2 separate regions of the Homo sapiens genome follow, and region 1 is linked to region 2. A link is a loop called in an ENCODE intact Hi-C map of the cell type or tissue named here. Cell type or tissue: dorsolateral prefrontal cortex. All regions are shown on one strand. Each heading gives the region's core, and the rest is flanking DNA. Links, peaks and the distances in the headings are about the cores only. Region 1 overlaps MYCNUT (MYCN upstream transcript). Region 2 has its middle 38 kb from the start of LINC01804.

The links. Peaks named below come from ENCODE experiments on the same cell type or tissue, not always from the same donor. Only the 100,000 strongest peaks of a DNase experiment are listed, where the experiment ranks them.
Region 1: it touches region 2 in a loop (2.2-fold over the local background); 6 of 110 quality-filtered maps call a loop at or near these places.

Annotation. Positions count from the first base shown.
Region 1 is chr2:15,921,074-15,923,979 of GRCh38, forward strand. It overlaps MYCNUT (MYCN upstream transcript), which reads left to right. Exons shown (of 3, transcript NR_125783.1): 2 at 495-624. Among named protein-coding and RNA genes, the nearest start is that of MYCNUT, 2.1 kb to the left of the region's middle. In dorsolateral prefrontal cortex, for the core only: no CTCF peak of the experiment used is centred there; no DNase peak of the experiment used is centred there.
Region 2 is chr2:15,651,194-15,654,099 of GRCh38, forward strand. No RefSeq gene overlaps it. Among named protein-coding and RNA genes, the nearest start is that of LINC01804, 38 kb to the right of the region's middle. In dorsolateral prefrontal cortex, for the core only: no CTCF peak of the experiment used is centred there; no DNase peak of the experiment used is centred there.

The sequences.
Region 1 (2,906 bases), core at 208-2,707, 270 kb after region 2:
TACAAGCGTTTGTTGAGAACAGGCTTCACTGATGGGTCTGTGCTGGTCTCTGGGAAGGCAAAGGTCACATGTAGTCACTGATCTCAAAGAAATTGACCCAGGCAGCAAGACACATGCATGCAATTAAATTATACCAAAATATCTAAGGGCCACCACACACCTTTATAAGTTTTGTGCACATTTTGGGACTACAGAGAAAGTCACAGGTAATTCCAGCTGGAGGAATACACTTGGCTTTCACTGAAGAACTTTGAGGGCTTCAAGGGCCAAGTCACACATCACGGCTGGAGAAGGAGAGGCTCAGAGGTGTGAACACATAGGAAATGCTTGGGGCAGGACCAGCCTTTGGGGCCAATGGTGTGGGTGGGGTGGAGGGGAGAAGAGGAGACAGATAAAGGAGGCTGCCTTGGGATGCAGAACAGGGAGCTGCTGGGGTAGCAAGCCAGCATCGTATCTGGTCAAGTGTCCTCACCCCTGCCTTCCCTCCTGCTAAGGTCTAAGCACCAGCGTGGTGGCCACCCCAGCAGCCTTGGACCCCTGAAGGCTTGAGCACCAAAGCACACACAGCTGCCTCTGGCTGAGTTCTGTGGTCGCCTGCACCCCCTCCACCTGCTTCCCCCGGAGGTAGGTCCTTCCACTGCCAGGGGCCGCCTCCTCTGAGGTGAGTAGTGCTGGTCCTCTCGAGGGACCCAGACACTCTCACAGCCCGGGTTGATACCATGAAGAGTGAATCCTCACTAGCCCTCTAAAATCGGAAAAGGGGACCCATCTCAGACAGTGCTGGGTTCAGCTGTGTGGACATCGACAGGGCTGAGAAGAGAATGTCAAACCCCAAAGCATCCCCAGGGCTGTGCCTTCCCATCCTGGGTGAGGGGAGTTCTGCAGGGGCACTGGGGTGCTTGTCTCCTGGGGTTCATAAATCATGTCTTTGGGGAGGCCTCTCTCACCCTGCATGGCTGGAGCAGGCCTCTCTCTCTCTCTCTCTGGCACTCCTGGGCTCCTATGTAGCATTGACCACAGGGTACTGCAGTTGGGCATGTCTTCATCTTCGTGCCTTCTGGGCTGGAAGCATCCAGGGGGCAGCGAGTGGGGCCTCCTTGTTTCTGAATCCTCAGAACTGGCACACACAGTAGGTGATCAACAAATGTGGATGGAAAAAGAAAAGTGAGCAAAAGAGGAAGGAAGTGGACGGAGGAGGTCATCGAGAAGGAGGAGCGCGGTGCTTGGAGTTGAGAGCAGGATGCACTGGGATTTCATTGGGTCTGACGCACTTTTGCCCTTGTGAACCCCATCCTTTAAGAAAAGATTAATAGTTGGCTGGGCGCAGTGGCTCATGCCTGTAATCCCAGCACTTTGGGAGGCCTAGGCAGGCGGATCACTTGAGGCCAGGAGTTTGAGACCAGCCTGGCCAACATGGTGAAACCCCGTCTCTACTGAAAAATACAAAAATTAGCCAGGTTTAGTGGCACATGCCTATAATCCCAGCTACTCAGGAGGCTGAGGCATGAGAATCGCTTGAACCTGGGATGCAGAGGTTGCTGAGATGACGCTGCTACAATCCAGCCTGGGTGACAGAGTGAGACCCCGTCTTTAAAAAAAAAAAAAAAAGTACAGTAGGCCTAGACACTGTGCTACTGTGTCCAATGAGGAAGCTGGCCCAGAGCACAGTGGTCACCTAGTAAGGAAAGGGACTGCCAGGCCCCAGCCAAACAAAACTGACCTTTTGTTGCAGCAAGTTCCTGGAAGCCCCCTCTTGTGCCAGACATTAGCCATTTGATTGCTGGATCTTGGGAAGGGCTGGATCTTGGAGGCAGGGGCTGAAGTGGTGGGCAAAGAGGCATGTCAGGAGATTGGAGCAGTGACTCTCCATTGACTGTGTGGCAGGTTCTTAGTATTTGAAAAATGGGTGTAGACATCCTGACACCTTCTTTTTTTTCTTTTTTTTTTTTTTTGAGATGGAGTCTCACTCTGTTGCCCAGGCTGGAGTGTAATGGTGCGTTCTGAGTTCACTGCAATCTCTGCCTCCTGGGTTCAAGCAATTGTCCTGCCTCAGCCTCCGGAGTAGCTGGGATTATAGGCATGTGCCACCATGCCCGGCTAATTTTTGTATTTTTAGTAGAGACGGAGTTTCACCATGTTGGACAGGCTGGTCTCAAACTCCTGACCTCAGGTGATCCACCCACCTCAGCCTCCCGAAGTGCTGGGATTACAGGTGTGAGCCACCACGTCCGGCTCTGACACCTTCTATAAGGCTTGGATGGAAGTAGAAATAACAAAATATGGCCACTGCAAAAATGCAAGATGAAGAAAAAGAAGGCAGCCAGCCCAAAGGCCAGGTTTCTGATCTGGGTACCAGTGAAAGAGACAATTCATTGGCAGGAGTAGTCTTCAGGGGAGAGATAATGAGTTCTGTTTGGGACACATTGGATGTGGTGTATCTCTGGGATTTCCAGAAAGCTATGCCCCTGTTGAATAGAAGGGTGCAGACTTTCTAGGAAATAAGATGGGGATGTAAACAGAGATGTGTGAGGTATCAGTCGGCACATAGTAGGCTCTCAATTAGTCTGTCTTGATGTGGTGTTGCTGACACCCCAGAGCTGAATGAGAAACCCCTAACGTGAACACATCAGCCCAGCTTGGGAGGTGACTGGGAGGACCTCACGCAGACTGACTTTAAGGAAAAGCACAGAACATCCTTTGTCTGATTATGATCGACACAGACACCTGGAGGGCATATCTCAGCTCAGAGTTCCCTAGGTGTGCTGGGCTGTCAGAAGTCAGCAGGAGGGGCTGGCAAGAGTTTGTCTTGAATCTTGAAATCTGGGAGGCAGATGAATAAGAAACTGCATTTTCCAAACCCTGAAGCAATACTTACTTTTCCTTCACATCTACTTCTCTAAGTGTAT
Region 2 (2,906 bases), core at 218-2,717:
GCAAGGGCCAGGAGGGATGCTCCAGCCCCGTCCCATCTGGTAAGAGGGAGTTGAGGGCCAGCTCAGGTTTCGACACATGCCTGGCTGTGAACGAGTGCAACAGGGAGTCGACTCAGGGCTGATGTGCTCTCCTGTGCTGTGTGCCCTGTCCCAGTGCCTGGCCAAGGAGGTGCACGTAGGAGCAGGTTCCTCCCGCAGAGAGGGGTGTCTTTTAATGTTCGCCAAATGGGTAGAAGGGCCCCATTCTCTCTCATCCAATTCAGTGGGCCCTGATTTGATTGTTTGTGGTAGTTTCATGGTACCTACTTTGCCAGAGCTATTATGCCTTTGCTTTTTTCCTTTTCTTTGAGATGAAGTCTCGCTCTGTTGCCCAAGCTGGAGGGCAGTGGCATGATAGCTCACTGCAACCTCAGCCTCCCAAGTTCAAGCGATTCCCCAGCCTCAGCCTCCTCAGTAGCTGGGACTACAGACGCGTGCCACCACACACAGCTAATTTTTTTGTACTTTTAGTAGAGACAGGGTTTCACTATGTTTCCCAGGCTGGTCTTGAATTCCTGACCTCAGGTGATCCGCTTGCCTCGACCTCCCACAGTGTTGGGATTACAGGTGTGAACCACTGCGTTCAGCCTTTTTTCCATTTTTTTTTTTTTTTTTTTGAGACAGAGTCTTGCTGTGTCGCCCAGGCTGGAGTGCAGTGGCACGGGCGTGATCTTAGCTCACTGCAAGCTCTGCCTCCCAGGTTCACGCCATTCTCCTGCCTCAGCCTCCTGAGTAGTTGGGACTACAGGCGCCCACCACCACGCCTGGCTAATTTTTTTGTATTTTTAGTAGAGACGGGGTTTCACCATGTTAGCAAGGATGGTCTCGATCTCCTGACCTTGTGATCTGCCTGCCTCGGCCTCCCAAAGTGCTGGGATTACAGGTGTGAGCCACCGCGCCCAGCCTTTTTTTTCCTTTTTTAAAAAAATAAAATAAAACAAGTACTAACTTCCCAGGCGGTTTTCCTGCCAGTTTTCCAGCTTTCCTTGGTGAAGTTGTGCTCCTGTAAATCACTCACGGGGATATTAAATAAATGCTGATTGTTGAGAACTCTCGCAGAGGGAGACCAGTGCTCAGATCAGAAGAGTCTCCCTCCAGCCTGAGGTTTGAGGCGCTCCATCTGAGTCCTCTTCTGTCCTGCCTTGTCCACCTTCCTGCCTCTGTGCCTCGGCTCAGATGGTTACTTTGTGCAGCAGCTGGGAGACAGACTTGGAACCAGGAGTTCTCCAGGCCCCGCCATGGTCTCTCCCTGCAGCCCCTCCTCCCATCCTGGCTGGCTGGTGAAGTTCTCAGCACCGGGACTCACAGGTCGCCACCTGGAAGAAAAGCCCCTGAAGCCCCATTTCGTTTAAACAGCGCAAACCTGAAGCACAGGCTGATGTTTAGGGATTGGGCTTTGTCACAGGCCAGTTTTCCTGACTAACAAAAATTCTAGGCACCTTTTATCGAGTGCTCTTTCTACCCCAGGAGCTCTGGACTCATTATCTGCTTTTATCGCCCCAAAATCTCTTCGAGGTAGGCTATACCACCTCTGCTTTACCAATCAGGAAACCAATCAGAGAAGTTACATAAAATGTCCCAGAGTCTCACAGCTGGTCCATATCATGGGCCTGGGATTCGAACTTTGACACCTGTGACTCAGAGCTCATGTTCTTTCGGCTCCACTGCTCTGCCTCCTTGGAAATAATACTGATGAGCATCCTTCCTCCTCCCAACTCGGGCCCTCTGGCTGCCCAATACAGCCATAAGTCAGGCTCTGTCCCAAGGTCCAGCCCAGTCAGGCCATGCTAGCCATGGGCTGGTAATGGGACCCCTGTGGGTGGGGGAGGGATGGACGCACTAATGCACTCAGCCCTCAGGCTGGAGATCAAACGGCCCAGCAGAGAGAGATGTAAATCACCCCTCAAAGAGCAGCAGTTCCAAGTGACCGGTGAACTCAAAGATTCCCACAGACACCCAATACCCCCCTCCAAGCCTCCCTGCTGCCCTGTGGGTGGGGGCCTAGCACACCCTGGGAACCCAGGTCCACCGAGGCCTCACAGGCCTCACCTCTTCACTTAGGATTCTTCTGCGGCCAAACCCAGGACTGGGGTCCCTGTAGTAATTAACATGCTCACCTTTGTGAAATGGTGTAGAGCAAGCCGATCCCAGATTCAAAACCTCCAGCCACTTCCTGCCTGGGTGATGTGAGGCAAGTCATTTAACCCTGAGTGGTTCTTCATTGATAGCATAGGGATGAGAAAAACAACCTCGCACTGTTGTTGGGAGACGAAACAGGTAGCGTGTGAAACCGTGGTGTCTGGTTGACACTAGAAGGTGCTAGCTCCCTTCCCCACTGTAGCCCTCTGCAAAATGTTTTACAACTTGTACCTCATTTAAACGTCATAACCTTCAGCAAAATGGGTATTATCATCTCTGCCCTTTGAGGAATTAGAGAGGTCCCATCTTAAGCCAGGAGCACTTGGCCAGCGTCAGGACATGAACCTGGCACCGCCTGACGCCAGTTCCCTCTTCACTTCCCTACTTGTTTTGAGACACTGGAGACCATATAGTTTTGTAAAAATGCTCTGCAGAGGTGAAGCGTGTCCTCGAAAGGAGATGGTGCCCCTCACAGCCGACAGCCTCAGTGCCTGTGCTGGGCCCCTCTGATAGCATGAGCAGAAGGTGGTACTGGCCCTGCACCTTCTCCAGCCCTTTGGTGAAGCACCTGTGGCTGCAGATTGGGCGGCCAGGAGTTGCAGCCTTCTCTGGGCTCCCACATGGAGGCGACTGCGCAGATAAACCCAAAGCCTTGGGCGCCCCGGCCCCTTCTGTGGCCTTCACACCTCCCGGCACTGCCCCTGCAGCCTGAGCCCCTGAGCTTGGTG